Regions from separate parts of the Mus musculus genome. Here regions 1, 2 and 4 are each linked to region 3. A link is a loop called in an ENCODE intact Hi-C map of the cell type or tissue named here. Cell type or tissue: gastrocnemius. All regions are shown on one strand.

Region 1 (8,000 bases), 990 kb after region 3:
CCCAGACCACCCTGCCCTTCAGAGACTGCCGCAATTTAGATAGGAAAGCCTTTGCTCCTGGAGGGGAGAAAACTTGATCTTTTCCTACCCTACTGCAAGGGTTCTGGGCCACAGAGCAGCAAGAGAAAAGCTTAGCAAATGCGTGTAGCCAAAGTTTATGCACACACAGAAAATAAGACCAAAGACCCCAGGAAACAGCCTCTGTGTGCTGACTCCTATCCAGGATTGGAGAGCCGTGCAGAAACCCCCCTGGAAGCAAGCATTTGCTTCTCAGCCATTGTGATAAAGGGAATTCTGAAGAGAGCAAGGTGCGTCTTGGAAGAACAGGCTTAAGAAGAACAGAAGAGGCCAGAAACCAGCCTTGCTGCCTGCTGTTGACTGGGAATTCTGGTTCTGTTTCAACGTTGTGCAGAACGGAACACAGGAAGGCCAGAGGATGACCTCCACAGAACCATCTTTGGGACGGTGAATCTGAGCCCTGTGATCCATTCAGTTAGGAGCTGTAATCAATTTAATTTCTAGATAATTTAATTGTAAAAGATAGTTCTGTTTGGTTCAGATTTAACTGCTCAATAGGGCAAAATTGAAAAGTTCTCAAGTAGTTGGGTGGAATGCATTCTATCAGAAATGAAAGCAAACAAAGACCGAGGCACATTTGAGACCCTTAAATGAAATGCTTTTATCACGCTACCTTTCTTACCGTCACTCTGGCCATTTTTGATTGATTTTAGGCCCTGGGACAAGGCTAGGGACAAGGTGCTGAGATGCATATCTTGCATACTAAAGAGACCTGGCCTCTAGGTTCTCCCAACATCCCTCAGTTCCTACCTAGCATATCCTGCACCCAATTCTGAACTTTCCAGCCTAGAGGCTGGACTGCCTTCCCCCCAGAGGCTCTTCCCTACATAATCCAGACATTTTGCTAATTCTCCCCCTCCCTCCTTCCCTTTCTCCCTTTCTCTTCCTCCCTCCCTCCCTCTCTCCTCTTTTCCATTCTCTCCCCTCATTCTCTCTCTCTCTCTCTCTGCACTTTCTCTCTTCCCCCTCCCCTCGTTCTCCCTCCCCATAGTGACTTCTCTGGACTCAGTCTTTGGGGCCAGTGAAGCTGCCCCAGAGCAGTAGCTTCCATATCCATATCCATATCCATATCCATATCCATATCCATATCCATATCCATATCCATATCCATATCCATCTCTGTCTGTCTATCTATCTATCTATCTATCTATCTATCTATCTATCTATCTATCTATCTATATCTGGCTTGGATTGACTTATTTTGGATTACCACAGAGAAAAAACTTACAATTTCTTAAGATCTATTTTTAGGTTAGGGAACAAAGGAAATTGCAAAATGTCAAATAAAGAAACTGGTCCTGTAGCCACTCCATTAGTATGCAGTACTTTGAAAAAAAAATAGAGAAACCCAAGATGTCTCCAGTTTAAAAGTTTCTGAAAACAAGAATGGCCCTGAAGTGTACATGTTCCTACAGTCTGATTCTGTTCTCATAGGGGCCACCAGTTAATTACTGTCAGGCTCAGGATGTGAAGCCACCAATATCTTCATGCAGAGTATTCTCTACAGAGAAGAAGCAAGGAAGCAGATCTGCAGGAGGGTCCCGTCATGGCCGGTGCTCTCTCTCTAGTGAGGACGCTGGAAACTGGAATTTCTTGCCTTCTCCAAGGCAGCTTTGGAGCCTAGGAAGGTCACTCTTGCCCTGCCTTCGATGGAGCCTCACATGACAGGAAGGAAGGAAAGCAATACAGGAACTCTGAGGAGAACGCTCTCACACGACTTTGTTAAGTTTCCTAGTGCACTGTCTGAACTACACAGATGAGCGTGCTACCTAGTTTATTTCTGAAGGATGCCTGTGTCACAAAGTTCTCGCTAGGCATTTCTTTGTTGCTATTGCGGCCTCAGTCCTGTTCCTCGTGATGGATTAGGAGAAGATAACATTTCTTCAGCCTGTAACATCCTTGGGTATTATAATCCAGGGCCACAGTCTACTGAATATTCTTAGACACATCAGCACAATTATTAAATCGATCTGGATGTTTAAATTAACAGTTGATGTTTTCCAGTAATTTTTCATAAATCATTTGGTTTGCCAGATAATAACAAGAATATGTACACATTTATTTTTAAAGAACCGTCTGTCGAGTTGCATAAAAGGCAAGTTCGATATGATGGCCAGAAAAGACAGGAATGGGGCAGGCGGCATAGTTCCATTCCTCCAACAAAGTGTGGACAATGAGCATATTTTATATTTAGATTTGGTTTATTGAGGGGACCTTAAACTTTTTTTTAAAGTGCACATGAATCGTCTGGAGAAATCAGAGTCTAAAGTGATTAATTAGAACTTATTTTGTCCTGAACAGATTTACTAAGCATTTTTCAAATAGCCACAATGTTTGTAATTACCAGAATCACACCTCCATTGGCCAGCCTTACTTACTTCATGCATGAACAACAATCTGATTGAGCACTCTTGTTAGGGTTTCATTCTGCGCTGTAATTAGCCATAATCATAGCCTTCCTGGGTGCATGAGAATGTGCAAGCAACTATTCACAGACTCAGCCCATTTGAATATGAATCTTCTCAGTGAGGAGCAATAAAGCAGGAGAAACAAAACAGTTTCTCTAGGGAATCCAGTGAAGCCTCTCTCCTCTGATTCTGCCCCCTTCAAAATGTTCTCCCTCCAGGCTCTGGATTCTATTTGCTAAAACAAGGGTGGCTTAATGAAGACAATGGCCTATTATTCCTTAAGTGACACAGGAGGGCCCAAGTATTACAGGCTTAGTTCTTTCAGTCTTTGCTAAGGACACAAGGAACAAAAGAACAAGCAATTGTGTGTGGAGAAGAGAATTCGGTTCAGGCTCCACTTGGGGACCACTCAGAATGAGATGGGGCCATGCTATTCTTACGCTCTGAGGAGGCTGGTGCATGCTGGCTTTCTTCTCTTTCTTCCCCTCTTCACCCCCCTGCAAATGACTCAGGCATTACAGAAAAAGGCTCCAAGCAGCAGGGATAGAAAGCAAAGGCTTAGTGGAGGAGGGGTGACATTTCTGATCCCATCCCAAGCACATTCAAAGTGAGCCACCTACTGGCAAGCTCCTCTCTTCCTGTTCTCCTCACGCTCTAATCCCCTCAACTCTTAAGGGAAGACCTAGGGAAACAGGCTGAGATCAGCCACAAGGATTTTCAGCCAAAAATGGAGACATAAAATAGGAATGCCTTCATGGCAGTATGGAGTCTTTGAGAGAAAACGGTTTGGACCAGTAGAAGTATGCCAAAATGTCAGACATGAAGGGTTGCTTAAAATGCTGTGTGCTCCGCACAGAAAATTAAAGATGACTCTAGTTTACTAAAATATATTGATTTCGAGATTCATGAAGTTAAGTCAACTAATCGTTTAAACCAGTTAAACCACATCAGAATGGTCTTGCCCTTGACTAACTTTCAGTTCTTCAATGCATTTGTTTCCTGTTTTGTTGCTTGTTGTTTTTTTGTTTCAGAGACATTATACACCGCTAATAAAATATCTGTTTGAATTCTTTGTGGGCATTTTTACCACGGGAAGGCTCAAGGGCTGTAATGTGACCCTAATCATTTTCTGACCACCTTACAAGTTTAGGATCTGCATCATCCTGACAAAGTGAGCCCTCTAAGACTACCTGAAGGAATCAACTACTGGAATTTCAACTGTGGTCTCCTGTTCGTAGGTACGCGAATGTGTGTGTGTGAGAGTGCATGCGTGCATGCATGCATGTATAATCACATTTGAAGGTCTGAGTAAAACTGTGACCATTCCTGGTACAGTATGGTATACATTTTGGGGTCACTAGAAGTGACAACCAAAGGCATGTCATTGAAGAGATCTGACATGCTGAATCATGTCTCCTACCAGGTGTACATTATGAACCTGGTAAGTCCAACAGAGCCAGGGTCACACTCTCCTAAGAAGGGACTCAGTATGCTGATGTGCTGAGGTCACCTTGTTAACCTGGAAGTTGTAGACATTTTCACAAATCTCTCACCATAAGATGCATTTTCACGAACATGAGGACTTCTTCGGAATATCCCCTGATGGTCTCTCTAGTGGGGTTCTTACCCTATTTGTAGGCTATTTTCTTGTTTAAAGCTACTATATTGTTTTCATAGAATAATATGTGATTTCAAACAGACTTATCATACTTAAATCACTCTGAAAAGCACAAGAATGCCCATGACATTAGTTTAAACTGAAGGCTGACAGAGGCCACCATTCCTAATATTTTTTCTTAAAATTTTTTTTTTATTTCATGTACATTGGTGTTTTGCCTGTCTATATGTTTGTATGTATGCATGCATGATGCCTGATATAAGGGTGTCTGATCCCCAGGAACTGAAGTTATAGACAGTTGTGAGGTGCCATGTGGGTGCTGGGAATAGAACCTGGGTCCTCTGGAAGGACAGCCAGGGCTCTTAACCCCCGAGTCATCTCTGCAGCCACTATTCCTAATAATTTCAAAACTAAAAATTACAGTACAGCTATCACTTGTCATCTGGCTCTGTGGCTAGTTGGGGTGCTTTAATAGACCTTGGTTCGCCCAAGCCTTATTCCAGCCACAGTAGGTGTGGTCACAATGATGCTATTATTCCCAAAGACATGGACAGTGCAAACCACAAAGATCCTGGAGAAAATTAAAACACTGAAAGATTCAACAACTCTTGGGGACACAGAGCTAATTGGCAGCATGTTTGTAATTAAATGGATGGATTGTGGTCAATTCTTACAAGACCATGTGAGGAGATATTAGCTCCTGGGGGTGGGTCTGCTCTGCTGGCTGTCCAAACATGAGAACTGTAATTATTTTTTGAGACTATGTAGGTGGAAGAGTCTGTTACTAACATAATAGATTATCAGTCACTCCTGGATTTTTCACAAGAAGAAATGAGCTTTTACATAATTCACTTCTGTATATACTAAATAAATCCTCGACATGTGCAAGATACTGTGCACAGTTAAAGCAAAGAAAAAGGAACAAAACAAAAACTTAATTGTTTTGAGGTTGGAAATAAAATGGTCCCTTACTTCAAAGAATCAGCAAAAACCATGTAACACAAATGTAAAAACATATACAGTTTAAGGCAGAAACAATCCTGCCAAGATTACCATAAATACAAGAGGGTCTTGATTCTTAATTTATTTACTCTTCCCTACTCCTGGCCCAGAACAATACATGAGTGTCATTTGCTGAAAGCAGTAAATATGGAGGTTGAAAGCAATCTTCTAAAATGAATATCCACCATAAATGTTGAGCAGAACATTTATGGATATTAGTTGATAAACAGTCATGTTTATAGCACTGCCTGTTGTCTGGGTCAGTTGGAGCCAGTGACTTAATCCTTTATAAAGACGTCTGTAAAATATCCCATTCTCTCCCCCTGTCATGCTTTTGGTGTTGATCAATAAAAGAGAGAGCAGAGCTCTTTGTTAGGGACAGACACAGTCACAACTGACAGACACAGGGTCAGATTCAGAAGACCATCTTTCATCAGGCTCAGACTCAGACTCAGACTCATATAACAGACAGAAGACGCACTGAGCATGGAATGGAGAATTCAAATCGGGGCTCACCCTGGTTTACTGACTCCAAGGGAAAGTGTTTTGATTTCTAATTCGACACCCTTGCATTATTGGTGACTCAATCACTAATGTGTTTAACCCATGCAATGTATCTCTGAGGAAGTTCCCAAAAAGATTTAACTGGAAAGGCCTTCCTAAATGTGGATAGCCACCATCCCATGGGTAGAGAGAGTCACTGACTGAAGAAAAGAGCAAAACAAACCAACAATAAATTAAAACAAACAGGAGATGAGAGGGAGGGACGGAGGGAGGGAGGGAGGGAGGGAGGGAGAGAGAGAGAGAGAGAGAGAGAGAGAGAGAGAGAGAGAGAGAGAGTAGAATGAGCCCAAGCTAACATCAGCATTCCTCTTCTTCTCTACTTTCTGACTGCAGATACAATGTGACCAAGCTGCTGGACAGGCCCACCCCCAGCATCGATCTTACTTGAACACATCATACAATATATAGAAGTAGTTTAAATACATTGTCTGTAAAAGCCTCAAATAAAAGAGTAATTAAAAGTAGGAGACATAAATATTTTTGCCCGGATATAACTGCTCATTCTGCTGCTTTGTGAATCTGAACACTCAATGTTATGGATTCTTAGAACTATATGACTTTAGAAAATAACATTTTGGACAAAGTTGTGATAAAATGATGCCAGTCTACAAACACCTATTAATTAAGTTGTAGATAACAAGTGACCACTAAATCTACCAATTAAGTTATAACTAGTTAAATTATCAGAATTGCTAAGCCCTAAACTGTAAGAAAATTGTTATTCATTGCCATTTGGTGACTTGAAAGTATGCTTTTTCTCTTTAATAAATTTTAAACCTACCTTAACATTTAGATATATCAAACTGTTAACATTTAGGAATTAAGGGTATAGTTTAACAATAGAGTGTCTACCGAGCATGCATGAGGCTCTCTGGCTTCAATGGTCTTTGCCAAAACAAGTCTAATTTATTTTATTGTCTGTGGCTATCATTTTTATAATTATCAATATTTCAGGATTGATAATTAATAATCTCCATACTTTTATAATACAAGGAAGTAATTAGAAGAGCAATTCAGGGGAGTAAAGCCACAGCTGATAAGGAAAGAGAATATTCACAGGGCACCTGCACAGAGCAGGTCAAGGGAGGGTCAGCTAGCTGGGCTCTGATGCTTCCCTGGGTCCACCATTTGCTGCTGAGACTCTGCCAAGCAAATGGCTCTGCTCACAGACCTCAGTGAGACTCTCTCAGTAATGGGCCCGTTTCAGTCCTGAGGAGCATTCGTCTGGCCCTGCCTGTGGGACCGGGACCGGTGGTGCCTCCCTTCTTGTCCTTTTCTCTATCCCTGGTCCTCACTGTATGTCTGCTCCTGTGGTGTTCCAGCTCTGTAACACGTGTGTAGTAAGTACAGCTTGATAGCAGTCATAACGGGCCTTTTTTCTTAAAGCATCCTTCACTCCTTCAATGCCAGTGGATCGAACTGCTTGCTCTTCTTTAGTAAACTCCATTTTGCTCCTTTTTGATATTTCTATACAGTCTCCTTTGCCTGGAACATCATCTTCTCTGTAATTCTGTTTTCCTCTCTTGTCAAACCTTAAGGTCTCATGTGGCATCAACTCAACTGCTAACTTCTCATTTTACAAGCCCCTGGATTCCCCCAAAGTTATGGGTATATTTCCTTAGCACTCTTTTTTCACCATTGTGAAAGATGTGATAGATGTGCATGCACAGGTCTCATACATGGGTTTCTGAAGGCCTGTCATTGAGGACAATGGCTGGCATGAAGTATACAGCCCTACTGTCCAGTAAGTCAGTGTGATCCCATTTATTAGGTGTGATATACACTGTATACCAAGGTGACAGAACTAACCTCCAAGAATCCTGACTAAAGTCACATAAAAGAAAAGTCATCTATTTCAAAATTTCTGACTTCATAAAAAAGGGCTTAGGGGAGTCTCTGAAAGTACAGAGATTGGTAGCTAATTTGAAAGATGGAGGGAAAGAATTCCAAATATTTTTACAGAGCTTTCCTTGATATTCGATTACACCATAGAAAATTCACTGTAACTATACTCCTGTGTGGATTTACAGGTGTGGCTTACAGAGCTGGTCGCTGTACTGAGAGACTGGGACTGAGAATCCTGTCCTGTGCCCACTGTTACCCAAGAGTCACAGCCTCCTCCTCCTGACCAGGGCAGATGTGCTGACTCCTTTTCTCTTCTAATTCCAGATCTTCCACTAGCTAAAGGATACACTTCAGCAAGACATAAGGAAGAGATTTTATTTCCCCTACTGCTACTCTGGGGAGACAAAGTTCTTCAGCCACTGGAGGTGGAAGCTGAGGGTTGACATATTGTCAGATCCACTGTCTCCACTCATGGGAGCTAACCA
Region 2 (8,000 bases), 980 kb after region 3:
GCATACAGATAGCCTATGAGACATTAAGCCAGAGCTACTCAACTCAAGTATATGTTTTATAAGAAGCCAAAAGACTAGTTGAGTGGGGAAGAAAAACCTGGAAGTGATCAACTCTTCACTGATAAAAAGTATGTGGGGGATCACAATCTAATACCCTCTCCTCTGTCAAGTCAGGAGTCATTATTTTAGTATTTAGCTATTGAATTTACTTGGAATAATTATTCTGTATCTACTAATTGAAAATATTTGAACAATGCATTTACTATATTTATTATATTGGCCAAATTTTGTTACCCTTTTGGTTAAATCTTCAAAATTTTTACAGTGTCATTTTAGCTGTTTCAAATGCCAGTGTGCACTAAACCAAAATTTAGAGGCTCCAATCCACTGCCTCGATCTGGCTTGGATTTTGGTTCGGAACACTTCTGGATGCCGTAGTCCTGAGTTTATCTATGAAATGGATGCACATAATCATACCAGGTATAATTTCTGTTGGAATAGATAAGCGGTCTCCAGTATAACTGAAAACAGCAGGGCATGTGATGCCTAAAGGCTATGACTCCACCACTCCAAGCAGTTTGGAGACAGATGCAGGAAGTTCACAAGTTCAAGACCAGCCTGAGCTACAGAAGCTTCTTACAGCCTGTTGAGCTTTCCCTGTGCTTTAAAGAGTAGCAACCTTTCTACAGTTGCAGCATCATGGAAACCAACTGCTACCAAACCAACAGGTCTTTGCAACTTAAAATAGTAACCACAATCCAAATATGCTCTAATAAGAAATGTGTAGACAATGTAGACATGACTTGTCAGGGTAGCTGTTCAGTAAAGAGAGTATGCAAAAGGATAATTACATATTTTATACTTTAATACTTAGAAATCCCAAGAGATTTGCAGTTTTTATGCTAGCTTTTATTAAAACTTTATATTTACTCTCCCTTGGCTGGTTTGCCTGAAGTGAATACCTGCACCCACATTACCATGTTTAAATTGTCTCCTGGTAATTAACATTTTTGAAATTATGTTTGTTCTTGATTGTATAACTCTTAATCCTACTCTATTAACAACATGTCATGAGTCTTCAGATCTTGGCTTTTGTTCAGTTATATCCCAGCACCACAGTCAATGGCTGACAAACTGCAACACCAATTAACTTTCATTATGTCAGAGGAAAAAAGAAGAGTGATTCGAGAGAGAGAGGTGGAGGACGACGAAGAAGAGGAGAGAGAGGGGGAGAGGGGAAAGGGAAGGAGGGAGGGAGGGAGGGAGGGAAGGAGAGAGAGAGAAAGAGAGAGAGAGAGGGAGAGAGAGAGAGAGAGAGAACGCTCAGTGGTAGTTTTACTTCCAAAAGCAGGTGGCAGAATAAGAGTGGATTCCCAAAGTTTTGCATATGTAAAGGGGAAAACATCTTGATGTATAATCAAGAGCTGTAAGAAAAGCTGCTGGGATATATGCCAACTGAAAATTAAAAATTAGCCCAGAGAGCTGCAATAGTCAAGGAACAGAAAGCAATACAAGTAGCACAATGCTAAGTACCCCTTAGAACACTGAATTGCTGCCAGGCAGCAAGTTAATTGCTCTGAACACTCTCTCTGCATATAAGGATCAGATGAGTAAAATATAGTTTTGTGGTGCAGGGTCACATGGCAGGAAATAAAGAGACAGCTCCCTGTGAGTCCAGGATAATGAAACCAGAAGAAACCCAGGCAGGCCTTCCAAAAGAAGACACACATCTTTCCTCGAGACAAGGGCTTTCTATTATATTTTTCCATCAAGTGTTCATTAATTTGCCTTATTTTTATATAAGACTGTATAGATCACAATCTCTAATATAGCCATCAAGAAAAAACCCGGTATATTAAATAATCACATAAAGTTCCAAATGGCCTCAAGATGACTCATGTCTTCAGGTAAATTTCTAATTACTTGCAAATTGCAATGTTTAATTAGTTTCAGAATGATAATAAAATGTTATAGAAGAACATTCTTTGCTGAAAATGTAATCTTATTTTGCATATGGTATTACTGAAAATTAACTTATCAAGAATCAGGCATCACAGTTTGTGGCTTTCCAACACTGAGACTATATTAAAAATAAATCTGTAACATCTTACAAACTCCTCAGAAAACATGTGAGGTATTAATTTTATCCTGGCAAACAAAAGGGCCTCTACAACCTGCCAAGGCTCCTTGCGACTCCAGTGTTTATCTTACCGAGGGCAGAGCACACAGTCCCCGTGTATTGTCTCAGCACTGAGCACAAAAGTCATTCTCTTTTCTGACAATAAGCTGAATGATAAGGTAAACATCAGAGAAATTAAATCTCATAAAGGAAGGATTAACAAACTTGAAAGTAATAACGTACCATGGACTCAACATCTTTTTTTTTTTCTCTGATTCATTATTCCCAAAACATAAATTCCAGCCTTTTGCAGACAAGGTATTCTTCTGGTATAGAGTCAGAAGATGTGTAGTAAGATTTAATGATGCTTTTAACGGAATGAGTCACAATAGCATAGGATACTCTACGGCTGGATAGGCCTACAAGGCAGTTTGTCTGACCTCTTCAACATCTGGGCATTTGCCTTAACATTGTTACTCTTCATTGTAGCACCCCCACCCCCACCCCTACCCTGCCCCAATAGCCCTTCTTTTTGATAGACCAGGGGAAGCCGTAGTGCTATCTACATGAGAAGATGCTAAGTACTGGACCCCCATTTCATCCTGTGCTGTATGGAGTTGACACAGAGATGAGCGATCATTAAAGGGGCAGCCAGCCTAGCCTAACTCAGGGCATTTCTATGTGCGCTGTGGTTTCTCATCAGCCTTCAAGATTAATTCACTCAACATTAAAAGATGACAACGGATTTCGGTTTTAGGTTCTAGCACAAAGTTGGAAAAGCCTTGTCATTCTTTATCAATAGATTCAAGAGTTCATCTCTGGTGGTTTGATAATCTAGAAGAGTGTTTTCCATGGGGGTAGAGGGAAAGCTAAGCAGTCTGTGTGACCATGTGGGTGGGGAACAGGTCACATAGTCCCAAGCTCTAAGAACAAGGTCCCAAGGAATGAGGCAGAGGCAGAGCCAGAGCCTGAGCCAGAGCATGTTCGAGGCACGAGAGCCAGAGAGCCAGAGAGCCAGAGAGCCAGAGAGCCAGAGAGCCAGAGAGCCAGAGAGCCAGAGAGCCAGAGAGCCAGCAAGCCAGCAGAGAATGCGCACAGCACAGGACTGACTGAAAACGGTGAAAGCTAAAAGCCAGAGGCCAGGGTCCCTCTAGACAGGGAAGGGTGGGAAAGCCTCATCTCTTTCTATTTCTTATTCCTCCTGGGGAGAGCCATATAGCACTGCTCCAGCTGCTGGCCATGAGCAACACTCAGAACTTGAACCTTAGCCCTTTTTCATCTATCTACTGAATTTTTCCCCTCCTTTCCAAAAATTATGTAAAGGAATTTAAAAGTCTTAGCTATACTAAGAGTCTGTGTGAGAGCCAGAATTTACAGAAGAACTATACAGGATAAATCGTGTTCAGGAGAGCCATTTACCACTGACCCAAAGGACACCACCTATCCGTGCCAGTGAGTGACCTGGGGAGATGAGCAAATGCAGACAGGAAGGACAAAGGTCCTCCAGTCGCTGCATCTCTAACATGCACAGTGTTTGTGGCAATCATCTTAATAGGCAGCGCCTTTCACCCAAACCATGACCTCGTTTTCAGCACTCAAGTATTTTCATGTTTCGTTCACCTGTTTGTTAGTCCATCTTATAAATTAGATCAGACTGCTGGAAGGAAAAAAAGGGGTTGTGCTCATTTAATTTCTTGGTATTAAGAGAGAGAGGTGGGAAGCCAGTGCTGTGTTCAGCCTTTCGTTGCGGAGTGTTCCCCACATCTCTCAGGCTGGCTTTTGTGTCTTAGCGAACAACATATAATTTAGTATTTCTTGCGTCTGCTTCATTACTGAACATGAATCATAATGTTATAGGTCTGTAATATGAAATCCTTGCTGCCAAGTCACTGACCCAGCGAAACCTCCAAAGTTGGTTTTGAAAACAAATCCTTGCTGTTTTGTTTCCTAGAGACTTCAGGCTCCAAATGTAGAACAAAAAGAAGAAAAAAAAATCTAGTTAATTAAAGATTCTATTTCGCTGTGTTCCAGTTAATTTGAGCCTTTCTAAATACTAATTGCATGAGGCAAGTTAAACGTATTCTAGAGAAGATAAGCTTTTGTGAAATAAACTTAAGGAGTCTTCAAGAAATAAAAAACAGTTTTAAACAATTGAAATGATGTATGGTGTGCCTCAATGTTTTCAGGATCGTATCTTGAGGCTGAGTGGGCAGAATTATGGATCTGGACAGCCACAATTGAAAGTGTTTTAAATTTATTTTAGAAACTTTAACACAGTCAATGTAGTTGCAATTTGTCATCTGCATTTTGGAAAAAACAAAACCAGAAGCCTGTTTTCTGCTGTGACACATCCAATCCCTTATGAGAAACTTTAATGTAATTCTTCCACGGTGGTGAAGTCCTACAGGCATAACCATGCACAGGTAACAGAGAAAGGACCGCCTTTAGAATACTACCATCTTCTCTGTATGCCCAGGCATATTAGCAAAGGCCCCTCATGTCTGTGGCTACTTAGGAAGACCCTGAGCAAACTCAAATGCTCTTCTTGAAGAGGGCTCAGACAGGAGCATGGCATGCTCTAAAGGGAGCACGTGCCTCACTCGTGCAAGTACTCACCTGCCGTTTAGTAACTGCTTCAACATCTCCTGGCTCTGCAAATACTCCTGCCCTCGAGTGTAATATTAAGATATTTCGATTACCAACAAAAATTGGCAAAGGTTATAAAGAATTATTCTTTGGGCATGACACAGAAAACAAAACAGCATAGCCCTTAGGTCAGTTTGTATAATACAGCGTAGTACATGGACTTGCCTAGAACCAATGCCTAGCCTATGCATCCAACATGCAGGAACGTGAACAATTAGAGGCAGAGAAGCCCCCTCCCTGCACTGAGACCTCCACCATGAACATTGGCTTTAAAGGCCAATGTGGTTAGGACAATGAAAGCTGGGCTTTCTAACATACAGGAAGCATCTAGGGCCAATCTAATCTGAAATTCAAGGACTAAAAGGAAAGATATATTTCATTACCATTTTTTGCTTATGAACATACATAGGAAAAGGTATAGATTGGCAAGTAAAGAAACCCTCAACCCCGACACACACACATCATTCTACTTTATTTTGTAACTATTTGTAGATCTTTATACTCTTGGGATCAACAAGATATGCCACACATATCAGCTCCTTGAAGACTCTGTATATGGAAGGCATCATTAAACAGGCAGAGACTAGATAAGTATTTGTTTATCTCAGAGGGTATTTTTCTCCCTGTTTTCTGTAATAAATGAATTTCCCTTTAGAATATCTTTCATGCCAAGTTATGATTTCATGATGGAAATCAAGCTGCAAAAATATGGGTAGTTGGCAATGAAAGTGTTTAAATTGTTTATTTACCTAATGTGTGAATGACTTCACAAACTGTCAAAAGGCAACATGGCATACAATTCCGAGGGAGAAGAACAAAAAACTAAAAAAAGAAAGAAAAGGGAGAAAGAAAAAGATAATTATTTGAAGGTTCCATTCAGCAGTAGAGAGATTGCCACTGGTACTCATGATTTCTGTATCCTACAGAAAAAAAGGGGAAGGATTTTGCACACTGTTGTCTAAGGAGAAAGAATAGATGTATCCAAGGACACATTGGAAGTGATAACAAAAAGGAGTCAAGAGGAGTCAAGAGTGTGTCAGTGAGAAATACAAAAAGAAAATCAGCGAGGAACGACGGAACCATTGAAATTAAATGGTTCAGAGATGGGAAGGGGGGCAGGGAAGTATGAACAGCTGACTCAGGCACGCATTCAGATCTTGATTTATCCATTTATTATCTATGTGACCTCAGGCAAATTAATCTCTCTGAGCCCGTGTTTCCCTATTTATTAAATATAATGCATTATATTTCCAGAGATCTCATAAAAGACACATACTAAAGAGAACAGCATAGGATTCTGTAATATTGAGTTTGCTCACTGCACAGTTCTACATTGAGTCTGAGCTAGCCCACCTCACTGCACAAATGTGGTTCTACATATGAGCCTGAGCTAGCCCGCCTCTCGACAGCAGCTTGGAGGTTTATACATAGGATCAGTGTCTCACTGTTGCTCAGAAAGAATAGAAGCTTGTTTTACTCTTTAGGGAAGAAAGGATTCTCTGCTCACATGTACTCAAATATCTATAAGAACGGTGGTGGGTTGTTCAGTTTATATGTATTAGTGACAACCTAAGGCTTGAGTTTTCTTCAAAGTCCAACGTTGCTGGTTGTACTATGCCTAGACCCTTGGACTAAAAAGACACACAAACTGTGGGGTTTGTCTTTGATTTTATAAACAGAAGTAATGAGTCCTGGTTCAGTCACATAATTATCTGATTATTCACTTAAAAAGTATGAGCTGAACACATGCCTCACATGTGGGATGATGCTAGGGCAGAGTGTCTTCCAGTACTTAAACTTGGGACCTGCTTAGAGGGCTTGTAGGGCCTTCTGCCAGGCAGCACTCATGCAGCCACTATGGGATTTGGGTAGGATTGCTGGCTGAGGCTGTCTATGCCACACAGAGTATTCTCCTGATACACTTCTCCTTATAACAGGAGCTTGATGTAAACAGGACAACTGTGGGACCTGGAATTTCCTGTCAATCACTGAGCAGCTGAAAGAGGGGGAGGAGAAAAAGTAAATAACTTCACATTAATCTTCAACCAAGGTCTAAGCTAGGACAAAGCTCACAGGATCCTCCAGTGAGTCTACCTTGGGCATGGGACAGATTCTGGTGCTCAGGCCAGGCCCTGTCAGTACAAGAGACCCAGGAATCAAGTCTTGAGTATGATTGCATCCCATCAAGGTAGCTATCCTCCTCCTGGCACATAATCTGTGTCTTTTCTCAGTTATTACAGTTTTACTTCCTGGATGAGGGAGCAGGAATAGAAGCAGCCAAACAGGTCCAACTGGATCCCAGGGATCCAGTGACCTGAGCTGAGACCTTTTATCTTTGCATCCATCATAGGTTGGAAAGAGCCTTTAGCCCCAAGAGGTGCATAAATAGATGTGCTGCTTCAGCCACAGCTTAGCTACTATAGGTTGCTTATATCAACTGCTCTTTCCTGTAAACTTTCCCATAACTTTTCTGGAAATATTTCCCTTGCTATGTAGAGTGTTGAGAGATTAAAGGAAGGTGCTTCTCCCACCACAACTGGGGACAAAAAGGGGTCTGAAAGGCCTCTTCCCCTGCTACTACCTCATTTCCTGTTTCAAGCACATGACCAAAGATGTCTTCCCTCCTCCCCTATAGCTGTGCAAGTTAAAAGAGCACATAACAGTCGTGTGGGAAACTCTCTGAAGCTGCATACCTCCTGCCTTCTGCATCTTGACACCTTCTGAGCTCTAAAAGTTCCTCATAGGACATATGTTCCTGGAGCCTTGCCACAGATGCTAGGAATCCATCTCCAAAGACTAGGACCTTCAGTGTGACAGAAAGCTGGCCGCATTGCAGGTATCCTTCCAGTGAGGCCTCTCCATAGGGCACTACAGAACACTACCACACATGGACCGTTAACAGAGATTGTAGCAGAAATAGCAAAAGTGATTAGCATGGCTTGAAAAGATTCATGATAAGCCAGTTTACTCAACACGTAACCCATCATTCTATGACAGCATTTATCCAGGCTGTGATGCGAAGGGATATGGCATTAACAAAGAGATACAGTGGCTAGGGGGTAGGTTGTAGTTTCTAACTCAGCCAACTTTGGGGTATTCCCCAAGATGACAACCTCATTGCCTCAGTTTCTTTCTCTCTGTGTCTCTGTCTCTTTCTCTCTCCTCACCTGTCCATTTTATTCAATAAAAAATTTAAATAATAAAATTTTGGAAAATATACAAGATTCCAAATATT
Region 3 (8,000 bases):
TACAAGAGAGTTGCCTGTGGTGAGATTGAACTAGAGCATCGAGCTAATTCTCAAATGAGAAAAATGTGAAGCCAAGAGAAAGAGGAGGAAGGGAACAGGAACAGAGATAGATTTGAGGGCTAAGGGGAAGGACCACGCCGGGCATCATAGCCCTGAGCTGCAACTTGCAGAGCAGACAAAGGTGAACAGCTTGGGGGTGGGGGTGGGGGGGGCTTGCCAAGCTTATCCATCTTTGATGTGATAAGCTGTGGGCACAGAGACAAAGACAGACCAACTAAGATTGTTATTACTTTTTTTCTTATTTTGTACACAGAAAAACAAGAATATTAGACCATTTGGCTTGTTTTCCAGCCTAGGGGAAAAACTAACAGTCAAAGTGAAACTGTGAGCATACCTCTCTCTTGACACCAATACAAGCAATAAATAAATAAATAACAGAAAGGCTTCGAGGTTTAGAAACTTCACAGAGAGACTGAAGAATGTGTAAATCACGTGTGATATTTTTTATCCACATCTCCTTAATTTTAGGAGACTCTGTAGCATAATATCTTCACTTTGCAAGAATCAAACACACGGAATAGACTATTAATCGGTGCCTTGGGGACTCTATGTGGTTTTAAATTCTCCTTTCAACTTCTGAGCAAATACAAAATAGCTTTGCATTGGCTCTTCTTCTTCTAAATTGTATCCATCCTTACAAATTGATAGTAGGGTTTTTTTTTTTTCCATCCACAAAGTCTGTTTGGCAATTCATCTTTCCCTGGCACACAGACCCTTGTAATTTTGGATTCTTCAGTGACTGGAGGAGGCTGGGGGTTCATCGGTGCAGGAGCTGAGACTACTCATCTCACTGACTCAAGCCCCTAAGTGACAACCGTGAATGCCAAGACCCTAAATGATCCTGAGATTTAAAAGTAAGATGTGCCCTTCAGCACTTCCAGGAGAGTACATTTCAGATGCCTTCGGGCGTCTGGAATGGAGGTCTCGCTTCACACTGAGGGAATAAGAATAGAAATTAATCTGATGTCACCTGCTGTATACGAAGCTCAGTGGAAGGTCCATTGCGGTTCTGCCCTCATAGAGACTGACCAATATTTTACAACACTTGAATTCAGAGGGAGAGTTCAAATCCAATTCACAATATCAACTGAGGCTTAATGAAAACCAGGCATGAAGCAAGATCCCTTAATGATAAGACTTAAAAGGAAAGGAAAAGAGTACGGGATGGTCCCTATCCTAGGAGGACAGCTAGATCTGTGCCTAGATGTAAGCTTGAGACTAAGAGAGCTGGGCAATGGTGATGTCCAACTGATAGATGCCTAGGCACTGTGAGGTTTTCAACAGACAAACGTTCAAGCAGACTGCAAATTTCCTTCTATGATGCATAAAGGTAACAGTATTCATAAAACAGAAAAGAGGGAACTAGTTGCTGGGGACTGGGGCCAGGAGCAGACAGTGGGCGTGAAGGTGAACAAGTTCTGAGAACTGATGATCGATCGGTGACATGTCTGTAGTCAGCAGCACAGCACTGTGTGCTTTCAGACATGAAGATGACAGACTGCACATTGAGCATCCACCCGTGATAACAGCAGAGCACGAGGATGTTTGAGGCCATGGAAGTGCTGGGTCTTTTGATTCTGGTGGGGTAGGCAACCTCAGAGCATAAAAATTAAAGCCCAATTTCCTCGAAGTGTATAGATTAAATAAAAGCAGCACAACCTGTATAGTTGTTCCTCTGTGAAGCAGATGGATAAAGAAATAAAATGTTCGTTTGAGATAGGTGTAAAAGAACCATTAACATCAGAATCCTTTTCAGAAGAAAGGCTCACTTCTGGGTTGCTTGTGAAAAACTTACATCAAAAAAAGAATAAAGAGTGTGATAGTTTAAGTAAAAATGGTGCCCATAAATCCATAGGGAGTGGCTATTAGGAGGTGTGTCCTTGTTGGAAGAAGTGTGTCACTAGGGGGCAGGCTTTGAGGTCTAAAATGCTCAAGCCAGGTCTAGTGTCACTTCTACTTCCTGCTGCCTGCCCATCCGGGTATAGAACTCACAGCTCTTTTTCCAACACCATGTCTGCCTGGATGCTGCCATGTTTCCTGCCGTGATGATAATGGACTAAACCCCTGAACTGTAAGCCAGACCCAATTAAATGTTGTCCTTTATAAGAATTGCCTTGGTCATGGTGTCTCTTCACAGCAATAGAAACCCTAAGACAGGGAGAGAGCAGTAAATGGCTCAGTGGCTAAGACACCTGCTGAACAAGGATGATAGATAACCTGAATTCAGGTCCCCCATGTCCATTTTAAAGGCATATATATGATCCTGCAACTCCAGAGGTATGGGAACAGAAACTAGAGGATTGCTGGGGCTTGCGGGCTACCATCCTAGCTCCAGGTTGAGCAAAGGTCTCTGTGTCAGAAGAGTAAGGTGTTGAGTGATGGAACACTACCACCAACATCCTCCTGTGGCCTCTGTATGTGTGATAATACATACACATACCCATACACCATGCATTCATATGTGATACACACATACAAAGGAATAGTGTGATGGTTTGAATATGTTTGCCCCCGGTAGTGGAGCTATTAAGAGGTGTGGCCTTGTTGGAGTGGGTGTGGCCTTGTTGGAGGAAGTGTGTCTGTCACTGTGGGGGTGGGCAATGACACCACGTGGAAGCCAATCTTCTCCTGACTACCTTCCAATCAAGATGCCAGAACTCGCAGCTCCTTCTCCACCACCATGTCTGCCTGGACACTGCCATGCTTTTTGCCTTCCTGATAATGGGCTGAACTTCTAAACCTGTAAGCCAGCCACAACGCTGTCCTTGATCATAGTGTCTCTTCACATAACAATGAAGCCCTAAGACAGACAAGTACTGATGGTATTGGTTAGCATAGTAAACCCACCCATTTCTCCAGCTCCTCTACTCTCCAAAACTATGAACTAATATTGTTCTTCCAGAAGTAAGAACAAGTTTAAAACAAAACAAAAATAATAAAGAATGCCCTAGTTGGATGGTCCTATACCCATGCCCATACAGACAGCACTTGGTGGACTCAGTAAGTATACAAACAAGAAGCATTAAATAGGGAGAGAAAGTGAGGGGAGAGGAAGAGATGAAGGGGAGGAACTGGGGGAAAAGTTACCAAAGCATAGTATATGCATGTAGGAAACTCTCAAAAATTAAAAACTGGAGGAAAAAAAAAAAAAAAAAGACAAATAGAAATTCCAGGCAAAAGTGCTTTCTCCCACAAGAGGGCGCTCCTGGACCCAAGAGCTGAGGGATTGAGTCTGTAGTTCCTGGGATGCTCTGAAACCTAATAAATTACAGACAGCAGACACCCTTTGTGGTTTCCTTGCACTCTGTAGTGACCATGGAATCCAAAGATCAAGGCTCTTATCAAATGTAAGCATTCAGGCTTCTTACTGGCAGCTTTTAAGTACAGCGGAAGCTAGGGTGGTCTACCCATGCTTCTATAGCGAACCTTCAGCTTTCCTGCTGCATGTTCTGTCGGGGACGGACCGTTTTCCCTGTTACTCAAGTCAAGCTGAACTTCCATTTCTTGTCCCAGCCAATCAAGAGTAGCAGTCGCCAGAAATTAAAAATAGCATGTTGCTGTAGGACAAGGTGGTAAATGACACAGAACTTTGGGAAAGTCTGGCTGGGTCTAGCCAGCCTCACCCTCTGCCACTCCCGGGCAGGGAGGAAGCGAGAGGCTCCTAGGAGTATGGCCAGGAAAGGCTGTGGCCAAGCAAGGGCCCAGAAAGGATTTTTCCTTTGAGTCAGGGATGACAGCTGTCCTCGTGAGGGGAGGAGTGGAAAACTGGATCCACTGAGCGGTATCTGCTAAGTCCAAAGAGGCCTGCAGAAGCACGAGGACTGCCAGCTACAGTAGTTCGTGGGACATCAAAGCCGCGATTAGCACAGCTTCCTGGCTGTCGCACTCTGCGTATTTATGGCGCATTGCACATTTAAATGCTATTCTCATAAGGCGTTTCAGCTGTCAAAGCTCCATATTTGAGCGATAAAAGTGACTTAAAGTACCAGGGGTCCTTGGTGCCCAACCTCAGCAGTGTGTCAAAGCCAATCAATGACAACCAAAACCCACCAAATTTGTTTCACCATTTGAAAAGCAACGGCCCCTAAGGCCACCTGTGAGCAGCCTGGTAGACACACAGTACACATGGGGGTCCAGAGAGGGGGATACAGGGGGCAAGCCTGACTGGTCTCTGCACATGTGAGTTTATGCCAGTACCAGGGAGGGGTCTCTGAAGAAGAGGAAAAAGTACTATTCTTGTTCTTCATTTTAAGGTAGGGGTATATGATGTGATGGCAAATTAAGAGACGATGTTAACACCCCCTCTTCTGACACCCAGACAGCATGGATGCCTTCCAACCTGACTTCTGTTTTTGTTGATTCTCCTTCAAAATGGCACACCATGCATGTGTCCTGGGAGAAAATATGGCAGGTTTGGCCAGGAAAACCAATGGCCAGGACAGGCAAAGAAAAGGAACCTGTGATCAGTGTGGTCCCTGAGCTGAAGGACCCTAGGGACAGCATCTGTCCCCTGAGAGCACAGGCTTCCCACAGTTCTTTTCGTGTGTGTGTGTGTGTGTGTGTGTGTGTGTGTGTGTGTTTCCTACCCAATAGCTCACAGCCAGTTTCCTTACTTTTGGTTCATACCATCTATCTCCCTAGATACCCCTTCCGTGGGTTCAGCTCCCCCACATCATTAAAGGCCTGCTTTCCTTACAGGAGTCTCTGAGGGTAGTACCATCCTTCTCTGTAGACACCTGTCTTCCAGGAGCTGGGCTTGAGCCTGAAGCTCATCTCTCACATGGCCACTTGCAGCTTGCCAAGATAGCTGGGGTCAAGATTTAGTCAGCCTTCTACAAATAAAGCATACCCTGACCCAACCATGGAAGCACCCATGAGCTAAGCCTCTGGTTTCCAACAGTTGCATCAGCCATTATCGCACACGCACAAACGCATGCACACACTCAGAGAGAGAGAGAGAGAGAGAGAGAGAGAGAGAGAGCTGGCACTCAGTGGGCAAAGGATTCACTGGCCCTCATTGAGCAAGGGATCTGCATGGCAGCAACACCTTTTCCTAACTTTCCAAACCCAAGTTAACTTCCCTTTGTCAAAATTGTGAAGCATTAATGTGCCCAAATGAAAGGTCAGAGGTATAGACTTGTGTCCTGGCCTCATTTCCAGTAAGAATGGTCTACATGGAGTAAGGGAGGCTTACAGCTTTACCTAGGCCAGTCCCGAAGATGAAGGCACAGATGGGTGGGTATTGGCTGTGGACCATTCATTCAATGGTCCAGTAAAAACAGTGGAGCCAGGCTCTGAACCAAGAGGTCCCATGCTTACCCACCCCAAACTGCCCCTTCCCATACCCTCACCCTATTCCCTAACAAAGATCCTTTAAGTTATGTCTAACAGAAAACCCCTTATTCTTTAGTAAGAAAAAAAGCAACTAAATAGAAAAAAAAATTAAAATTACCCGCAGAGCAACCAGTTTCTGACCCTTTCCTCTGCTGCAGAGAGCTATAGCCTTCCTTTGCAATAAACTTAACTTGCTTACTTTTCTTTAAAAATATATACAAATTCGCAGCAGTGGCAGCAGCACTCTGAGGACCCAACCCCTGTGGCTCAACATGAGGGCAGTGATGCTGGCTGCTTAGTTTGGCTCACCTGGGCTGCTATGGTGTCTGTGGATATTTGAGAACTGTGTGGCTGAAACACACAAGAGAGAAATGTTAGTGATGTCCATGAACTTTTCTAACACAGCTGTTAGAAATCAGCAACCTGGATGGCTTAGGACTGGTGCCAGACATAGCATCAGAGATAGTTGGTCCCTCACCTTCTACTCTTGGACTTCTCATTAAAGTAGACTGCCACCATAGCTCACGCTGCTACTGATCACTGGGGAAACTAAGGCAGGCAATCATTTAAAGCTGAGCCCCATCTGCATTCCCGGATGAGGTCCAGGCCAGAGTCGGCTCATGTTGTCTTCAAAATAAAACAAACAAAAAGACAAGATGTCCCAACCCAACCTCAAAGGTAAGTGGCCCCTAAGGTCCCTGGCAGAAATTTTGACTAGCATTCAGAGATGGGAGCATAAAAACACCAGAGTTCCCAGGACCCCACATTCTGGGTTTAGAATCAGGGTGGATCCAGTTGCCCTCACATGTGGTATAGAAACAGGCTCATCAGAAATCTCCTTAGGCAGATGATGAACTTATAAACCAAGGAGGGGTATGTGGGAGGGTTTGGCAAGAAAAGTGAGAAATGATGTAATTATATTATAATCTCAAAAAACAAAAAAAAACAAAAAACAAAAAAAACCCTGTAATAAAAAACGTTCTGGTTGGGGACCCCTGGGCCACTAGGGGGAGCCAGGGGAATGATATCGGAGGGCTCTTGGGGTTGGGGGGGGGGGTTACCAGATCTGAGGAAGAACTTGGGAACCACTACCACAGTGATTTTGTTACACTGAAAGGCACACAGCCCTCTCTGAGGCTCTCTGGAATCAATCCGATGTGTGTGGTACGGAGAGAGGTGCTCACTGAGGATGCTGGCCCTTCCTGAGACCCGCAGCCTCAGGTCTGGGCAGCCAGAGTCACACATGGCTGAGCATCAAGGACACAGAGGCAACCAGGGCGGGCTATTCTCAGAGTGTTGGAATGGAGGTGACAGGTCACATCAGGGTGGCGTTCAGAGCAGTGAAGGACTTGGGGCTTGAAACCTTAGCCATAACTAGGCTGTCTCTGAAAATTTTGGACTCATCTGAGAGGGGGGTGCAGCAGCTACACAGAATGGGGGAGGGACTCTTGGTTACAGTCATTCCCATAGGACATTTCATGTCTCCAGGGCAGCAAACATCACAGCCTGGAGTTACCACCAGCCACAATACTGAAGAGAAAGACCACAGACTTTAGCCCATCTAGCAGCTGCCCTCACCCTTTTTATTTTTTTTCTCAAAGGAAAAGTGCTGACACCATTTTCCAAGCCTTAATTATACATAAAAGCTCTCTCTTTAGTCAAAGAAAAGCTGAATGTAAACTCAAAACCATATTGACGTTATTGACCCACCGTGGCCCCACATGAGCCTTACATCTGCCTGCCAATATGACAGAAACTGGTAGGCGAAGGACACAAATGTCCCGTGTCCTTGACAGACAGACAGCCTTCGTTTCCACATCAGCAGATTCTGTCTTTGTGGATTTGTGAGGAGGAAGAGAATAGGGCTCCTGATAGAAGCTTGGCGTACAACTCCCCAGCATCCTTCAAGTGATAAGCAAAAGCTTCCATGGCTCACCACTCTCTGCCTAGACAAATTCTAAATATGGATCTGCACATATGTACAGATTAGACTGAGCACACAGGAGCAAAGCAAGCTGGCCATCCGTCCCTCCTGTCCCCTCCCTCTGTAGGAATCTGGCTGGGGATGTAGGTTTGAGTTCACAGTACTGACGATCTCAGAGTCCAGCTGAGCATAGCACAGGAAATCAACATGCCTGCATCTGAACTAACTGCATTCTGCTTCATTGCCCTGCTTGCCAACAAATGTTTATGCTCTTATTGCCTAAGGTCCTATGATTCAAAAGGGGGCCCATATATTCTACCATAGCATCTCCAGTGCATTAGTACTTAATGGCCATGGGCCGTGGAGCGACACTGTTTAACCAAGGTTACTCTTTTTTTTTTTTTTTAACCTCAGTGCTATTTTGGTCTTGAGTGTGCTTCTGGCCTTTGTGGTTTTATGGAAATTCAGTGTCCTTCAAAGGAGAGGAAAGAGTGATGTACACCCAGAAGAAATCTGGTTTCTCAGCTCAGGCCTTGGAGAAGCTGGGAAGACAATATTCTGAGCTGCTCAGCAGCTGTTTCTGGCTTCTGTATGGTCTATCTGTCCTCCAGTCACTAGTGGAATTGCCATCTTAGTCCCATTTAGGGATCTGCTGTTCTCTGTGGCTTCAATCTCAAAATAT
Region 4 (8,000 bases), 340 kb after region 3:
AGGCAACTAACAGCTGAGGATGGACATGGAGGGGTGGGTGGGTAGATGAGTGATTATTACTGACAATGCATAGGATGGCTAATAAGGATTGATATGTATGATAAATGATAGCTACAAGTGATAGATATGATATATAAACACATAATGAATAGATGGTTGGTAGATTTGTAGGATAAAAGCTAGGTGGATAATAGGTAGATGTTCTAGATATTATATTAGATATATAGATAAATGACAGATTTAGATAGTTGATAGTCAATGAGCTACCCATCATAGATAGGTACAAATGAGAGATAGATAGATACATAGATACATAGATACATAGATACATAGATATATAGATACATAGATACATAGGTACATAGATTCATTGATACATAGTTAGGAATGAAGACATGATGGATACAGATGACTGATAGAATATAGATGGATTGATAGATGGATAGATAGATAGACGTTAGAGCAGCAAATGGCAAGTGCATATATGTAATGAATAAAATATAATTTTAGAGTTCATTAAACCTGACACTAAAGGAACCAAGCCAAAGAAATACCCTGAAAGAGCTTTTAACATCAAGCCATCTTAGGGCATCAATATCTAAATTATTTATATTATCAATACACTATTCCCATAAGAGATTTTAACTCTAATTAAAACTCAGGTCTGCTGAGAAGGAATCTCAGGGTATACACAGTCAGAGAGGAGGGGAAAGTGAAGACTAGGAGTACCTAATAACAAAGCTCCCAAATATACCCAAGCAGATAGTAGAGTATTCACATACCCCCTTTCTATTTCTGCACTAAATTATATATCATATTGGTGGTCAACATAATTAAAGACTACTTTAATCCCTATTGCTCTTCCATCCCTGACTAGTCAGGATGTTCATGGACTCTAGGAACTACTAGGCTATCCAAATTGGTTCCTAAAGAGCAAGAAAGAGGACTTGGCTGAGCTCCTGCTATGCCCCTCCTTCTAGTCCCAACGCCACTATAGTCCTGTATCATGTAGCAAAGGTTCTCTGGCATCTCAGAGTACTGTGTCCTGGTTGTGGGGAAGGCTTACACTTAGATCCAACTGTCAACTTGACCCAGCCCAGAGTTAACTGAAGGAGTCTCAATTGGAGTATTTCTTCAAACATATTGGCCTGTGGGAACATCTGTGGGCATTTTCTTAGTTGCTAATTGATGTAGGAGGACCCAGCCCACTGTAGGTGGTCCCATCCCTAGACAGGAATAAATATAAAATAAATAAGAAAGCTAGATGAGCAAGCCACAGGGAGCAAGCCAAGTGTTATTACTCCATGATTTCTGCTTCAATTTCTATTTGAGTTCCTGCCCTGGAATACCTCAATAATGGACTATAATCTATCTGCAAGATGAAATACCCTTGTGTGCCTCCCAACTCAAACACCAAGTTGGTTTTGGTCAAGGTATTTATTATAGAAAAGTCAAGCAAGCTAGAAGAGAAATTATTACAAGGAGTGGGGTGTCTCTATGATGAACCTGACCTTTTTGTTTTGGAGGGAAGTTTGTGAAAGTATTTGAAATGTTGAGCTGGAAAAGCCATACAGTACTTAAAGTTTAATAAGCTATGATAGAAAACTTGGAAAATAATGCTGAGAGCAACACAGGTAACAAATTCTAATTTTTGAAGTTTCAGAAGGGAATGAAAACTCTACTAGGGAGTTTCATATGATATTTTTGAATTAAGAATCTCTAGAAGTAAAATTTTTGCTTTACTGGAACAATTGGAGCCTGTTAATCGAGGGTGAAGAATAAGCTGTGATTCATAAAAGATAAGCATCATTGATGTGAAATCTTCTGAAACATATTGCTTCAGAGTCATTGTACTGAAAATGTGGTCCAGAGGTGGCTAAGGCTGTATTTAAAGCTGGAAGCAAAACTTAGTAACATATAAAATCTCTAAAATGTGATGCTGGTTTTGGTGCCATGAAAGCTAAAGAATTGAAGGTGTCATGGAGAGAAGCTGAAGCTTGGTCCAATGTGCTTGAGTCAGGGTCTTTAAAGAAAGGTCAGGAGGCTGGTGATAGTGCAGTACAGTAGAAACTCCAGGATATTGGAGATGCCAGGTCCATGGAACATCTTCTAAAGGCAGCAGCAGGTATTGAGTGAAGATGGTCTGAGCCCACGAGAGAAGTCATGTGTGTGCTACATATGGCAGAACTAGAGAGGTAGGGCTGTTCAACCCGGTTGGAGCCCAGAAGATCCTTAATGAGTCCCAGACACTGGACACTGAGTTTACAATGTTAGATTTTTTTTTTAATCTGATTTTATGTCCTGGTTTCTCCCTCTTACAATAAGAAACCATATGATGTCTTTTTTTTTTTTTTTACTTTATAAGAGCACACACTTAAGAAACTTTGGAATTTTAAGGAGAACTTGGATTTCTAAGTCATTAATTTTTTTTTAAATTGCAAAACTTAAAAGTTGTACCATATTTTACACTATGATATGATCATGGCCCACACCTATAATCCTAGCACTTGGGAGGCTGAGGTAGAAAGACCTTAAGTTTCACAGCCAACTGATGAATAGGAGATTCTGTCTCAAAGGGCTTAAAAATGTGCAATTGGAGGTATAATCCTGTCACATGTCTGCTGGCTCACTCGGTACAGCCCTTAGAAAATGCATCCTCCTCTTCACATTTTAGCGTGATGCCACAGGGCTGAGACAAAGCAGTCTATGGCAGAGCTTATCAGGGAAAATAAAGCTTTCAAATCTTATCTGTAAGAAACCCAGTTCTGAATACCAATTATCTGTACACCCTGCAAAGAAGAGATCAAGTGGTGAACCCTCCAGGCCATGTGCCCTCCTGAAATAAGAAGGCAGAGAAAGTATGGCTTCAACCCTCCTCTGCATCCAACTGCTCCATCTCTGTAAGCCTCTGATGATCACAATGACTCCACAGAAGGAAGGCTTTTAGCAGGTGTCGGGCATGGAGGGTGTTTTCTTTCCCCTACAAAAAATCAGGGCACAGTGTAAGCTCGAGGAGGGACTGACTGGAGCTGAAGTAAACTGACTCTAACTACACTGAATCTTTAGCCAAGGCTAGACACACTTGACTGCTTCCTAACACCCATCCCAAATAGCAGCAAGCATCTCTCCAACCCATCTCCAGGTGGATTTAGTGCTGAGTCGACACTTTCCCCGTTTCCAGTTTTCTTGGGGAAATGAGGCCAGCTCCACACAGCAGCCAGAGCCCTTGGCTTTGATGACAGCCTTCAAGAGGCTATATTTGAGCACAACCGAAAGAGGAAATGAAGCTTCAGCTGCGGGTCAGCCCCGTTGCCAAGGAGGCCGGGGTGAGCATCAAACAGCTGTGTTCCTGTCAGTCAGCAGAAACTCCACCTTTCTAGTGTTCTCACCATTTAATTCCTTCCATTTACACTCGTGTGATATTATAATAAAGGGTGGTGGCCAAGAAGTTTTGAAATATCTCCACAACTTAGTCCTCCCCTCCCCCCCAAAAAATCTCTCCCATAAGTATTATTTCCTGCCAGAAAATGAGTTGGATTTGCTTCAAAACTGCTTCAGAACTGGTGAACATAAATGCCTCTAAATTTAGCAAATATCAGCATGCTCAGTCAATTTGCAATATTTTTCTCCCCTCCCTTGCAAACCCTGTTTGGCCTGAAAGTCAAAGTTGAACAGGCCACTGGATCTCTCCCACGCCTGTCTTTTCCTTCCTTCCCACATCTGGCTTGATAGTTAATTGATAAAAGATGAGCCCACTATTTAGTAGCACAGAGCTGACCATGCCGAGTCCCTGGCCTTGCCCTGGCAGCAGCTAGCTATTCAGCGGTGAACTAGGTTCCATCCCTAGTCACTTGGCAAAGTCACTGAGTGGGTGGAGATGGGAAAAGCATCTGTCTTCCTCATCTATGCTCAAAACACAGCATTTCCTCAAAGCCTGGGAGAGGGGACAAAGAGTTCTAACTGCCTACAAACTTCAACCCAAACACGGTGATATCACTCTCATGGACAGGGAAAGCACTAACAACTGTTCAGCAGACTCTGAGGTCTTTGCACTTGAGTTAAGCAACACTAAGAAAGACAGGGCATTCTATATCCTGCCAATAGTTACAACATGGAAAGCAGGAAAGGATTTCTTCTCCGCACACTGTCCCTTTAAAAACAACAACCAACTCTGCCTCATTTCCTGCTCATTGGTCCACTCTCATCTTGGACCTCTCTCAGAGATGTTCTATCCCTGTCCGGTATCTCACAGACCAGGGGTGCGCACATAATCACCTGATACCACTGATCCCTGAGAGCCTTCATTCATAAGAAGTCAGCTCTTGGCATCTGAAAGAAATGACAACACTGACAAGTCCCACAGTGTGATGCATGAAATGCAGTGCAAAGAATAAATTAACTCTTTCTGTATTGCTGTTAGGATGGGTTCCAGCTACACATGGGCTTCTTAGGTCTTAGGAATACATTGCATTGTGGAGATGGTAGCACCTTTCTTGAACTTATTGAAGATTATTTCATCTCTGTCATTATCATCATCAAAAATAAGGCCTTTATGAAAGTAGGAACTATAACAGGAAATCCAAGAAGAGCTGAAGAGAAAGGAAGCAAAAACCAGAAAGAAGGTTCTCAGCTGTAGAAAAACCAGGGTTTCTCTGAGACCCTTACCCCTACTCCAGAAGTTTCCTAGTTCCAGTGCTCCTCCATAAAGACCATAAGCACATGCTTGTGAATTATACAAGGTCAAACGTGAAGACTGATGGATAAAGCCTGGGACAACAGAGCTGAAGGGCAGCCCTGTGTCATCTGTTCATTTCAGTTGACCCAGATACATGTTAGACTTAGATCACCACAATGCAGCACTGTCTTTCCAGATGCAGAAAACCTAAATGTTAAGGTACTATGATTTTTAGAGCCATGATCATATTCAAAGAAACAAACAAACAAAAAACTGATGCTACTTTGATGCACACTCTACTATGAGCACCACCATGAAATTTGTTTCACGTGATATAATAGCATATGAACATTCTGTGGGATTCACAGTAACAGCTTGAAAGGAGAAGTACTCTTATAGCTAATTTGTCTCAAAACGAGGCTTAATTTATTATTAAAAGAGGAAGGCCAAAAACCAATATTTCAGACCATCACCTGAAATGCAACTAAATCCCCACAGCCTGTTAGGAGCCTCCTCCACAGTTCTAATGTTTGCTTGAAGACTAGAAGAGATTTTTCAGGGTGATGACCTTAACCCCTGAGCATCATGGGATGGTTGAGAACATTCCAGGCTGCTCTTCTATTTCAGCAGGGTTGGGCACTAGAGACCAGCAAGGAGAACTAGTGGTCCTGAACTCTGTGTTCTGACCCAGGCTGCTCAGACCCACCCAAGGGATACCACGAGATGGAAAGACAAAGAACATCGTCTTTTCAAGCTGAGTACATTCTCATTCTGCCGTCTCCCTGAATCCCCTCCCAGGCCAGAGATAGTCAAATCCAAATACACTGAAAAGGGGGAGTTGGGGGGAGCACTGCCTTCTCTTGTCCATCACTTAGAGCACAGCCCTGGCTTCCGCTCCTACAGGAAGGAGATGATGTTGGCTTCTAGTGAAGGGTGTGGGCTGGGGAGAAGCCAGACACAAAAGACAGAGCAAGGCCGGATGTTACTAACAGTCCAGCTTTCTTTTCAGGTTCCTGTTTAGCTAAACATTTCAAAGGAGGCAGTTTTCCAAGCTGCTGGTCTTCCCGGTGTGTCCTGGAGGCCTAGGGCAGTGTGGGGAGCCAAAGGGTGTCTGTTCATTCCATCATCACCAGGACTGGCTCAGTGTCTCCCCATATGACACCAACTGAAGCAACTGTGGAGATCATGTTTTCCCAGCATCCCACATCCATGGCCCTCTGGCTGAGTGGGTGAGCATCCCTCTGGGACAGCCGCCTGAGTCCCAGGCAGGTTGGGTAGACATTCTAGGCAGGCTAACTCCTTGCATGGAAGCTGTGTACCTTGCTTCTCAGTGAACACATTCTCAGGCTGTCTGCATGGCTTTCCCTTCTGCTTCTGCTGCTAGGTCAAAGGGTAGCATTGGTGGCCAGAGCTCCGGTACCACCCGAGAAGCACTTTGCTCTCTTTGAATTCAGGGATAGAGCCAACAACATCTAAAAATAGTGGTTGTCACACTTCACTACAGTTCCAAAGGAGGCCTAGGTATGAGGATCCATTCGTTGATTAAACTGATTTTGAGACAAATTAGCAAGGAGGGTGCAGGGCTTTCCTTTAAGATCAATGGAGAGAATGAAGGATGCATAAAAATCTTATAGACTATTCCCAACTTTATATGATTCAGAAAATGAATCTCAGCATGATACCCAGTAAAGCAAACACCGTACTTAAATAGCAAGGATTTTTTTCCTTGTATTTCATAATCATGCTCAATATTTGTCTCATTTTGTAGCTATGGGGAAAAAATAGAAAATCAGAGCAAATAAGAATGATAAATCCAATTTCCCAATTTCCTGTCCAGTAAGCCCTCAGCCCACAGTGAGGACTGACTGGCTCGGCAACATGTCGTGGTTCAATGTAGGAGCTAGGAATTAGATACCTGAAGTCCTAACTGGCCATGTTAGAGGGAAAAGGTTGTGAGGTGGAAAATGTTCTGAGACCCAGTACCAGAGCTACAAGGAATGTAGGAAGAGCCACCAGAATCCCCATCTAACACCTGCTTGAATCCAGGACGGCCAACCTGGCATCGACACAGGATCTTCTCCACTGCTGTGTTGAACAAAACAGACACTTACATTTCTAAGGCAATTTTCCTCTGTGTCTGAGCCAACTTTAATTGCAGAAATCATCTAGATGACAGGCTTTTATTACATCTGTACAGCATCTCACAGAAGTGCTTGCCACACAGCAGTTGAGAAAGGTCACCTCTCTGGCTGTCAGGGCTATCCATCTTGACCACAGAACACATCGACCTACCTGGGTAGCCTTCTCTGGTGACACATTTAAGGCCTTCTAAGTCTTTTAGACCATGACACAGCCCCTTGTTACAACTGATATAAAAGGTTAAAGTCTCTGACACAATTCTCACTGTCAGGGTCTCAGGGTCTATCCCAGGGCCTCTTAGTTTGTTTATTTAGTGCTTTTTAGACAAGATCTTCAACCCAGACTGACCTTGAAATCCTTATGTAGCTAGGGGTGGCTTTGAACCCCTGATCTTCCTGCCTCTGCTTCCTGCGTGCTGGAATTAAAGGTGTGTGCCACCAGGCTGGATTTGGCTTTGCTGAGGATGAATCTGGGGAGTTGTGCAGGCACTCTGCCAACTGAGCTCCATCCCAGCCCTCCTCTCTCACTTCTGTAAACCCCCTTAGAGGTGAGAAAGGAAAAAGCTACAAAGAAACACCAAGCTGGGGAAATTTGTTCACATAATCTTGAGGCAGAATATTTTTTGCTTAATTTTTAAACAGAACCATGATGTCACCAATTGCAATTACAGCCTGGTGGTTTAAAGTCCCATATGTTTGACAAATAGTGCCAGTCATTTGCCAAGTCTAAACATAACTAGTTTTCCCTCAGTCACAAGCTGTCTCCTTGTCTTCCACCAACTTTAGGATTTGGTTTCTTCTGCTCTTCTTGAGATGAGTGTCCCTGAAGACCTGGACAGATGCAAACTGTTTTCCTGCCTGCTCTGGTCTGTTTGCCAGGGAAAACATTCTATAAATTCTTTCAGAACCTCCCTGGTAATGAGTTTCTGTCCATCAGTCTCTGGATTTGGGTGAAGCATTCCTCCTGGCTATCCATGACAATGGGTACAACTGCCCTGAATGCATCAAGACCTACCTGGCCTGAGGGCCACCCATCACAGGCCTGTTTCAGAGGCAACAGAAAGTGCATGGTCTCCCCCCATTCCTCACTTCCAGCCATCCGTAGACACTTTGTAAAATCACCATCTGCATCTCAAACAGCTGCTTTTGTATTTTTACAAACTCATTCCCAGCATGGCTTATGTGCC

What was found. Peaks named below come from ENCODE experiments on the same cell type or tissue, not always from the same donor. Only the 100,000 strongest peaks of a DNase experiment are listed, where the experiment ranks them.
Region 1: it touches region 3 in a loop (5-fold over the local background); 9 of 42 quality-filtered maps call a loop at or near these places.
Region 2: it touches region 3 in a loop (2.4-fold over the local background); 9 of 42 quality-filtered maps call a loop at or near these places.
Region 4: it touches region 3 in a loop (7-fold over the local background); 8 of 42 quality-filtered maps call a loop at or near these places.

The regions. Positions count from the first base shown.
Region 1 is chr17:10,742,252-10,750,251 of GRCm38, forward strand. The region is part of intron 2 of Pacrg (PARK2 co-regulated); the gene reads right to left. Among named protein-coding and RNA genes, the nearest start is that of Gm16169, 62 kb to the right of the region's middle. In gastrocnemius, a CTCF peak has its summit at 3,112 (motif pointing left); a DNase peak (open chromatin) is centred at 3,074; H3K27ac peaks cover 866 bases.
Region 2 is chr17:10,731,341-10,739,340 of GRCm38, forward strand. All of the region lies in intron 2 of Pacrg (PARK2 co-regulated), which reads right to left. Among named protein-coding and RNA genes, the nearest start is that of Gm16169, 72 kb to the right of the region's middle. In gastrocnemius, no CTCF peak of the experiment used is centred here; no DNase peak of the experiment used is centred here.
Region 3 is chr17:9,753,107-9,761,106 of GRCm38, forward strand. The region is part of intron 3 of 4930452A19Rik (RIKEN cDNA 4930452A19 gene); the gene reads right to left. Among named protein-coding and RNA genes, the nearest start is that of 4930452A19Rik, 19 kb to the right of the region's middle. In gastrocnemius, CTCF peaks have their summits at 1,955 (motif pointing right), 3,259 (motif pointing right) and 6,383 (motif pointing right); DNase peaks (open chromatin) are centred at 3,263, 3,755 and 6,506; H3K4me3 peaks cover 1,225 bases; H3K27ac peaks cover 5,412 bases.
Region 4 is chr17:10,090,386-10,098,385 of GRCm38, forward strand. No RefSeq gene overlaps it. Among named protein-coding and RNA genes, the nearest start is that of Gm34972, 52 kb to the right of the region's middle. In gastrocnemius, no CTCF peak of the experiment used is centred here; no DNase peak of the experiment used is centred here; H3K4me3 peaks cover 363 bases; H3K27ac peaks cover 5,584 bases.